Linked DNA regions of Mus musculus: region 2 is linked to region 1. The links are chromatin contacts, found by Hi-C or POLR2A ChIA-PET in ENCODE. All regions are on one chromosome and are shown on one strand. The core of a region is the stretch at or near the end of the contact, and the rest is flanking DNA. Distances in the headings are between cores, read along the strand shown.

What was found. Hi-C counts contacts between places; a loop is a spot of excess contacts on that map. ChIA-PET counts read pairs that join two places held with the same protein, here RNA polymerase II (POLR2A).
Region 2: POLR2A ChIA-PET joins it to region 1 with 33 read pairs in Patski. The contact joins the promoter of Pofut2 here to the promoter of Col18a1 in region 1. A Hi-C loop is called at or near these places in 1 of 37 maps with a recorded cell type or tissue (Patski). POLR2A ChIA-PET finds 5 or more read pairs at or near these places in 4 of 5 experiments (Patski and embryonic stem cell).

What each region holds. Positions count from the first base shown.
Region 1 is chr10:77,164,945-77,169,356 of GRCm38, forward strand. Col18a1 (collagen, type XVIII, alpha 1) reads right to left here and starts at 1,586. Exons shown (of 42, transcript NM_009929.3): 1 at 1,495-1,586; 2 at 1,346-1,416. The coding sequence starts at 1,505.
Region 2 is chr10:77,256,506-77,261,017 of GRCm38, forward strand. Pofut2 (protein O-fucosyltransferase 2) reads left to right here and starts at 2,795. Exons shown (of 9, transcript NM_030262.3): 1 at 2,795-2,948; 2 at 4,069-4,319. The coding sequence starts at 2,818. It overlaps Gm10941 (predicted gene 10941), which reads right to left and starts at 2,718. Exons shown (of 2, transcript NR_026944.1): 1 at 2,222-2,718; 2 at 1,260-1,481.

The sequences.
Region 1 (4,412 bases), core at 336-2,835:
CTGCAGCCCCTGCCAGGCCCTCATTTGATTAATAGCCCCAAGTGCCACGCGGTTGGTCAGTAAGAACAGCCTGGCCAAGACCCATCTCCTGCAGTTGAAAGGCGTTACCCTACCCCCACCCCACCCCACCCCACCCCACCCCCTGTAGTTAACACAAATAAATGAAGAACTATCTGCTACCCAAGCAACAGGTGCTTTTCAGATCTGCTGTTTAAAAGGGCCTGTACTGATGTTTAGCCTGAAGTGACTAACGCACTAAAGCAATGTACCAAGTTACTTTTCCTTCCCAGAGTGACTCCCCTCCTCTCTTTATCTTTTATCCTTCATGATGCTGTGGCAAGAGGCCTGGGACCACAGCAGGTGATACTGCAGAGTTCGGATTTGGTTCTTTCGGGAGGTCACCAGCAGGCGCCTTTGTGATAAAGCGCGGGGTTTCTACCCCGGCAGTCTGGCATTGCACCAACCCCCAACTCAGGAGCCTCTTGGATATGTTGAGCAGGAGGAGAGCAGCCAGTTGCTGGTTAGCTGCAGAATCTCTGAGCTGGTGGCAAAGCAGTTCTCAGTGCGCCCATGCTGCTGCGGTCCTCACAGGGCAGCAAAGAAGGCGACGATTCCGTGGGCTTAGGAGCATTGTGGCCGGCCTGACTGCGCTTGGCGCTCATCAGCATCAAAGGGGACCGCGCGCAACCCGACACCACTGCAGGCGCGGGGGACAGGGGCCTGGAGCTGCAGTGGTACACAAAGACTAGCCGGCCACCGGAGTCCGGCCCCGGGCAAACGCGCGCAGTTTTGCCTCAACAGGTTGGAAACGCAAAGATGACGCCATGCACTTAACGATCTTTCTCGGTTCTTTCTCAGCCGTGACAAACCCCGCCCACGGTCCCTCCCGAGGACCTGGAGGGACCGGCGGCGGCCACTCACTCAAGCGTTGACCAGAATGAGGCCAGGAAGGGCAACATTGGTGAGGTGGGACACGGGTGTATGCCTCTGCTTGCCTAGCCAGCGGAACGCACAAACTTCCCCGCAGAGCCGCTTAAGTCTGGCCACCCCACAAGGGACTCCAAACACGGACAGCTCGCACCCCGGAACCCCAGACGCTCAAACCCTAGAGAATGAATGGCCAACATAAGCAACACAGCACTGAAAACGCCACCATCGCGCTACCCTTGAGCGCTCCAGCCACCGGCCGCCACCTGCGCGTGGGCAGGGCCCGGACGCCACTGCCTCCCGGCAGACCGTACAGGATAAGAGGTGGCTGTTTCGGGGACAAGCCACAGAACTGCACAAAAGGCACGTAAGTAGAGCGAACCCTGGGGCACCAAGTTATGTTTCCATCCAGGCTTACCTGGCTCTGCCCAGGAGACGCGTGCCACCAGCAGCAAGACCAAACTGGTGAGCACATCCAGGAGGTGCCACCTGCGGAGGACAGTCACAGGTCAGTGGAGCCCAAGAGACCCGCAACCCCTCTCACCCTTTAGCCCTGAGCCTGCAAACCTGGGCGCCATCTCCCCAGGCCAGGCCGTCTGCGCCCGGATGCTGCACCCAGCTCCTCGGTGAGCCGCTAGCCCACAGTGCTCCCGACCGCTGCTGCGGGCTAGGGCAGGGGTGGGCAGGGGCGGGACGGGGCGGAGACAGCTCGATGGGCGGGGCTCTGGGCTCAAGAAGCAGAGCTGGGCCAGAGAGGACCCGGTGAGCAATCTGGTAGGATCGGAACCTGGGAGCAAGCAGGGTGAACAAGGGCTGGCATCTATCGCAGCTTCTAAAACTCTGAGTGGCAGTCTCGTCCTCTCTCCAATGTCTCCAACGCGGGTGTTGTCCCTTCATACCATGTTGCCTCCTGAAGCTACCAGAGGCAATATGTGAGATCCAGATTCAAAGCCAGAGCAAGGTGCAAGGATGTCCCGCATTCATTAATTCATGCCCACTGCAGGGCATGTGTTCAGTCTGTGAGGTGGACAACGGGAAGGTCAGAGATTTGAAGAAAGAAGACATCTACCATCAGTGGAAACTTCGGAGCGACCACGACCACTTCTTATGTCCCTTGCACTCTTGGATCCCTGGGTGTGTCATGAGGGTCCTGCCAGCCTCAATATCTCCACTGTCTTCTAGTCCAGGGCAGGCTCTCTAAACCGTGCACGTTGCCATGGTGCACCCCCACGGGTATCTCCTCCAAGAGCTGCCTGCAGGTGTACATGTGTTATGAAGCCAGCCACACCCAGGGGTGACCCCTGTCCCCACATCCACCCCCCCCACACACAATTGGAATACCCAGAGACAAAAAGGTACCTTCAAGTAAGCACACACACACACACACACATTTTTCTCTCTTTTGGGCTCCTTCCTCCAACAACAGGGCAGCATGGCCTTCCTGGCCTGGCCTTTAACAAAATCAGAGACATTGACCCCTATCAAACAGCAAATCCAGATTCCAGAAAGCCATTCGCGCTGGCCTAGTGACAATTTCCCAAATTCCCCAGCCCTCATCCTTGCCCATCTCCACTGTCCTTCTTAGCCTGGCTCATTTCCCAGACCACAAAGAACTATCCAGGTTCAGCCAGGGTCCCCAGACCTTCTCACACCTCCACCCTGAGTCTGTACCATCTCAAGTGACTCACACTTTTTCTGCAGACCAGAGACCAAGTCCTTCAGTAACACCCCATAGCTTTTCCTAAACCCCAGAGTTCTTCCTAATCCTCCCAGGCCCCTCTCCAGTCTCCCTTCCTCTTAGTCTCCATATAGCCTCCTGACCTGGGCTGGTTCTGCCCTCCCTCTGCCCACTGCTCCGCAGCTGCAGCCCGAGGCCTGCTTGGGATTCTCATCTGCTCACATCATCTGAATCCTCTCCAGGCTTCAAAGGCCGGATCCTGCCCCAGACCCAGGGGCCTGCCCAGTCTCGCCCATCCACCTGGCCCACATCCCCACTTCATCCGCCTTCAAACCTGGAGTCCCTGTCCAGGTGAAAAGGGCACAGGGAGGAAGAAAGCAATCTAGAGGACTGTAGTCCACATTTTTTTAAAAGAATACAAATGATTGATTGCCCTGCACTCTTTTTCAAAACTATTTCAGAGGCGAGGATAGGTCCATGTGCTGTCTGTGCCTGGCAGGTCTTTGTGTGCAACTCCACGTGTGTTTTTCCATAGTTATACTTAGCATGTGCACGTGTGTGTCCGATGACATGTATTCGTGCACACATACATGTAGGGGCATGTCCTGGATCTCAGTAATCCTGTCTCTCTTTGTATTCATGTCTGTCTACCTGGAAGCCATGCCCATGTGGGGAGTCTGAGGTAGACTTGGGGGAAGGAGAAGGAGTTTGGGGGGAGGGGGAGGAGGGGGTTCTTGTTTCTTCTGCCTGCCTTCCAGGTCTGCTCCCACTGCAGTAGGGCCTAATTCCTCAATCTTCAATTAGCCGATTGGAGCTCAACTATGTGTCCAAAACTGCAGGCCTCTGCAGGTGGCGGGATGTAGCCCCCAGGGCTGTCTGTCATTCCTGGGAGAAATCCTGAAATGGAGGGGGGCACACCAGGCATCCGGGGGCTTCAGAGTCCGCTGCCTGCCTTCTTCAAGGTTTGACACCTCAGGCTGAGGGGAGTCCACTTCAGAAGAGTTTGGGGATGGTGAAGGAGGAGCAGCAGGAGACAAGCAAGCCTCCTGGTCTTTCCCAGACACAGGGAAGATTATTCAAAGGTGTCAAAGCTACTGACAATGGAAATCACCCACAGGAGCTCTCTGCTATGAATGCAGTGTCAGGAAGCAACAGTGGCTGTTAAAAAAAATCCCGGCATGTTCTATACGTCTTTCCTATAGTCTCTGTCCTGCTCTTGGGCCCTTACAACATCTCCATTCCCCCCATAATATTCACAGCTTTTTCCTAGAAGGGTTTTGATCCCTTCGTATATACAATTAACACATGATCACTCTAGAAGGGGGGGGGGGGGCTGAAAATACAGAAATGCACTTAGGAAGATCTCAGTTAGTGCTAGACTCTATGCCCTTCCTCTTCTTCCGCATCAATATGCTCAGCTCTAGCCCTAGTCTCTGCAACTGAGGGGCACAGAAGAGGAAACACATACACACAGAGAGAGGGGGAGGGAGAGAGAGAGAGAGAGAGAGAGAGAGAGAGAGAGATCGGTCCTCAGCATGGTGCCTGGCTCCCCTAGCATCTTGGGTTCAACTCCAGACTCTGTTTCTACTCTTATGCCCAGAGCGACACCATGGAGTTGGGCATGAGCTACGTGTGAGTCAGCTTCCTGTTGCTGTGACAAAATTAAAAAAAACACAATCAACTTAGAAGGAAGAATGTCTCCTTTAGGATCCTCACTTCTTAGGGTTCAGACTACCAACTTTATAACTTTTAATACCAACTTCTGTATTAGTCAGGGTTCTCTAGAGTCACAGAACTTATGGACAGT
Region 2 (4,512 bases), core at 1,545-4,044, 93 kb after region 1:
GGGTGTAGTCAGGTATGGGGGGAGGGGGTGTCTCAGTGGGTCCATGCAGAGGCATCCCTTCCCCCTGAGGGACCAGCCACACGACCATTTAGTATAGAATAGTTTATTCAGGGCATGGGGAGGGGAGTTAAGGGGGTAGTAGAGGCAGAGAAAGGGAGGGAGGGAGGGAGGGAGGGGGAGAGAGAGAGAGAGAGAGAAAAGAGTGGCTATGAGCATGGGGAGAGAAGGGGGAAGGGAATGGGGAAAGGGGGAGAGCAAGAGAACAAGAGAGGGAGGAGGGGGCAAACAGCCCCTTTTATAGAGGGTCAGGCCTACCTGGCTGTTGCCAGGTAACTGTGGGGAGGAATATACCTGGTTGTTGCCAGGTAACTGTAGGGTGTTTAGACAGTATGCTAACAGGAGGTACAGCCTGCAGTCCTAGAGCTAGCCTCCAGCAGCCCAGCAGTGTTAAGGGCCATGCTGGAAAGTGCCAGGTATCTAGTGCCAGACATCTAGTGAAGCGAGCATAAGCCACATCTACCACTGCTTTTCAACACATTCTGAGCCAGGAGCTCCCGGTAGCTGGGGAGGCTGCTCATGTCCTTTCACACCGGTCTATGTTTCCTAGGTAAACGCAAGGATGGGATAGCTGACTAGACTGATGGTGTAGTCTCAGTTGCACGAGAAGCTGTAAGGCTCCGGGCACCTCCTTCTCCCTGTGTCCTGACTCAGACGATTTGACCAATCTGGGCAGGAGAGCTGCAGCTTTCTCTGCCAGCTTGGATTCAAGTCACAGTCCAAAACACTGAAAGAAACTTGTCCCACATAAAGTCAACAGCACCCCACGCCCCACCCTGGACCACAGGATACACCAGGAAGACCATCCTATACTTCTTGCTCTCTGCCTCAGGAGCACACTGCAGCTCTGCCCTCACTACTTGCTTGCTTGGCGCTTAGCATCACTGACATCCCAGCTGGCTCCTTCTTAGGATGATTTGGAGAATTCTCCAGGGCTACCTACCTCTCCTGCTGTGGCTCTTGGGGCAACTCCAGCCAGGATAAGCCAGAACAGACCAGGAACTGTCCATCAACAGAAACACTTGTCACTCCTACCAGCAGGATGTGGGGATCCTAGTTGTCCCACATCTTTACCAAGGGGCATCTCCCAAGCTCATCATGTTGCCACCCTAGCCTTTCCCGTGCCCATCATGTGTTCATTTGTTCTCCCCGCCCCACACACACACACATTGGGTCATCTACATCTTGAGGTACTCCTGAACTTTTTTTTTTAATTATTTATTTTATGTATGTGAGTACACTATCACTTTCTCCAGACACATCAGAAGAGGGTATGGGATGGTTATGAGCCACCATGTGGTTGCTGAGAATTGAACTCAAGACCTCTGGAAGAGCAGTCAGTGCTCTTAACCGCTGAGCCCTCTCTCCAGCTCCCAAGGTACTCCCGGACTTTAAAGATCTCTCCACGATTGGACACAAGTCCTCTGTTAGGGTAATTAAAAAAATTTATTAATTAAATGTAAGTATACTGTAGCTGTCTTCAGACACCCCCAGAAGAGGGCATCAGATCTCATTACAGATGGTTTTGAGCCACCATGTGGTTGCTGGGATTTGAACTTGGGACCTCCGGAAGAATAGTCAGTGCTCTTAACTGCTGAGCTATCTCTCCAGCCCCTGTTAGGGTAATTATTATAATCTGGGTGCTTTCTCCCAGGCTCTGTCTTTTCTTTTTCCTACCCCTGCCTTTCAAAGACTAGGTTTTGGGGCTGGAGACGTGGCTCAGTAGCTAAGAGCAATGACTGCTCTTCCAGAGGTCCTGAATTCAATTCCCAGCAACCATATGGAGTCTCACAACCATCTGTAATGGGATCTGATGCCCTCTTCTGGTGTGTCTGAGGACAGCCACAATGTACTCATATACATAAAATAAATCTTAAAAAAAAAAGACAAAGACTAGGTTTTACTTTTTGATGAAGCTCAACTATCTCTTTAATGCTATGCTTTCTGGCCACCTGTGACTCTCTTGTTTTTATCAGATATCCGACTGTTACAGCATACAGTAGTAGCGTGCAGAGTATGTGGCTGTCTGCTTCGGAATCTGTATGTAATACTAACTCCATCAGTTAACACCACTTCAATGGGGTCTGTACAAACACTTGGTTCTAGACACTTCCACTGCGATGCAACTTTTAAAAAAGAAAAAAAAAAAGCCACAGTCACTCACAAGTATTTTCAGGAAAGCTCAGAGCTCCGTGGGGCACCTGGTCCTCTGACTCCTAAGCTGCTCGCTGCTCCAGCGCTAGAGCCCTACACGGAACGGAGAGCACCTTCAGGTCCTGCATCCATCCCCACTCCTGGAGGCCAGTGCTCTGTCCTCTGGCTCTGTCCTGCAGGACCAGACCTGCGGCCAGCTCCGCCCACATCCCGGGACCGTACAACACCCGGCAACAGGAATGCCTGGCGTCGTGATGCTCAGCAAGTCCCGGATGAGACCAAGCGAATTCTCTCTGCCCTCGGGACAAATAGCGCACCTCGCAAAGCCGACGACTCTAAGACTCAACCGAGCCAGGCCACCGCAGCGCCCTCAGCTGAAAGTACAACCAGGAGAGCTTGGGAAGGGCGTGACTGCGCTGAGGACACGCCCATTCCCCAGGACCCACCCCTGGTCACGCCCACATACTCCTACTCAGACGAAGAGAGGCGCGTGCGCACCGTGGGTCTGGCCGCGTTGCCGTAGCTACTGGAGACGCGCTCCGTGGGGCGGACAGGCGCACTTCCGGACCGGGGCGCGGCAGCCGGAAGTGCGTGGCCGCCGGGGCCATGGCGGCGCTCAGCGTCGTCTGCCTGCTGCTGGCAGCGGCATCCTGGCGGCCGGTCTCGGCTTCAGGAGAAGAATTCTGGCCTGGCCAGTCGGCGGCGGACATCCTGTCGGGGGCGGCATCCCGCAGACGGTAAGCGCGTCCACGCCGGCCGGGCGGAGCGAGGCATCTGGGACAGGGTCAGCAGCGGGCTGGGGGCAGCGGGACCGGGGCTGCGCACGCAGGCTGCAGGAGCGAAGGCTGCGTGGCGAAGGTCGCCCTGGCCTTGGGCTGAGCTGGCCGTCTACTCCCGAGAGATCGCTACCAGAAGGTCCGGGAGCGTAGGTGGAGCCCGGCTCTGGCCACCTCAGGCACGCTGTCCCGAGGCCGATCTTAAGTTCCAGCGAGACAGAAGTTCGTGTGGGCTGTCGTGGAGATGGCGCTTCTTCCGCGGCCGCTCTTCCCCAAACTGGAGGGAGGGTAAACCAGGGGTCTGGTGCCGACAAACCCAGTGATGACGGGACTGAAGCCTGCCCGCGATTCCGTAGAAAGGAATCTTGCTTTGGCGAAGCCTTAAATAAAGTTTTAGAACCGTTTTCACGGAGGGAGATTCTTCGTCACTTTGACTTTCTCAGATGTCATTAGTGTACTGTGGAGTTTTTCCACCGGCCAGCCAACCGGACCTGTAATATCACAGTGAGGCTTAATCAGAATATTATCATCCTATCCTTTTCACTGTTTTTATTTTGAAAATGCATATTTTTCATTTAAAATAATCTTTGTTAATATAACGAGACTGTTGTTATTTTTCAGTGAATGGATGAATACTTCTAGCTTTAGCTTCCAACACAGGAACTGTCAGTAGATTTAATTTATAAACCAGATTTGTCCAACCTGTGCCCATTGACCACATACATCTCAGAATAGCGATGAATTATTGATGACAGACAGCGTCATGCCTCATTGTCAAAGGTTTGGCCCCCCCTGAGTAAACAACTGGCCTTTGGGCATCTCATTAATTTTGTTCAGACTGTGAAGGAGTCAAGGAGTCTTTGGATGAGACACTGTGGGAATGGCTGTGAAACCGATTCTCAGGCTCAGCCGCTGAGGTTCCGTTTACATTCTGATTTGTCAGAGAGTGTGAATCTGCTGTTGGCACTTATGAGCTCTGCTGGTCATTGTATAGTCACTGCCCTCTCTGTAAGCCGGGTGTGGGTGCCCCATGAAGATTCCCCACAGTTCACACACGGCCTATGTCTTGCTCCCTTCTCAGGTACCTCCTGTATGATGTCAACCCCCCAGAAGGCTTCAATCTCCGCAGGGATGTCTATATCCGGGTGGCATCCTTGCTGAAGACGCTGTTGAAGACTGAAGAGTGGGTGCTAGTCCTGCCCCCGTGGGGCCGCCTCTACCACTGGCAAAGCCCTGACATCCACCAGGTCCGGATTCCCTGGTCCGAGTTTTTTGACCTCCCGAGTCTCAATAAAAACATCCCCGTTATAGAGTATGAGCAGTTCATTGCAGGTGAGGCGGGCATCAGTCTGGGAGGCTTTTCTGATGTGGACAGCTGGCTGCCCGGTCCAGCCTGCCCTGGCACGTTCCACTCGGTCCTTCTGGTAGTGCTTGCTTTGCTTCCGTGCTTTCTCTAGGGAAGGGGGTCTGAGCAGCTGTGGCAGGTGTGGTCAGTGCTGACGAGAAAGCAGCTGAAACCATCTTA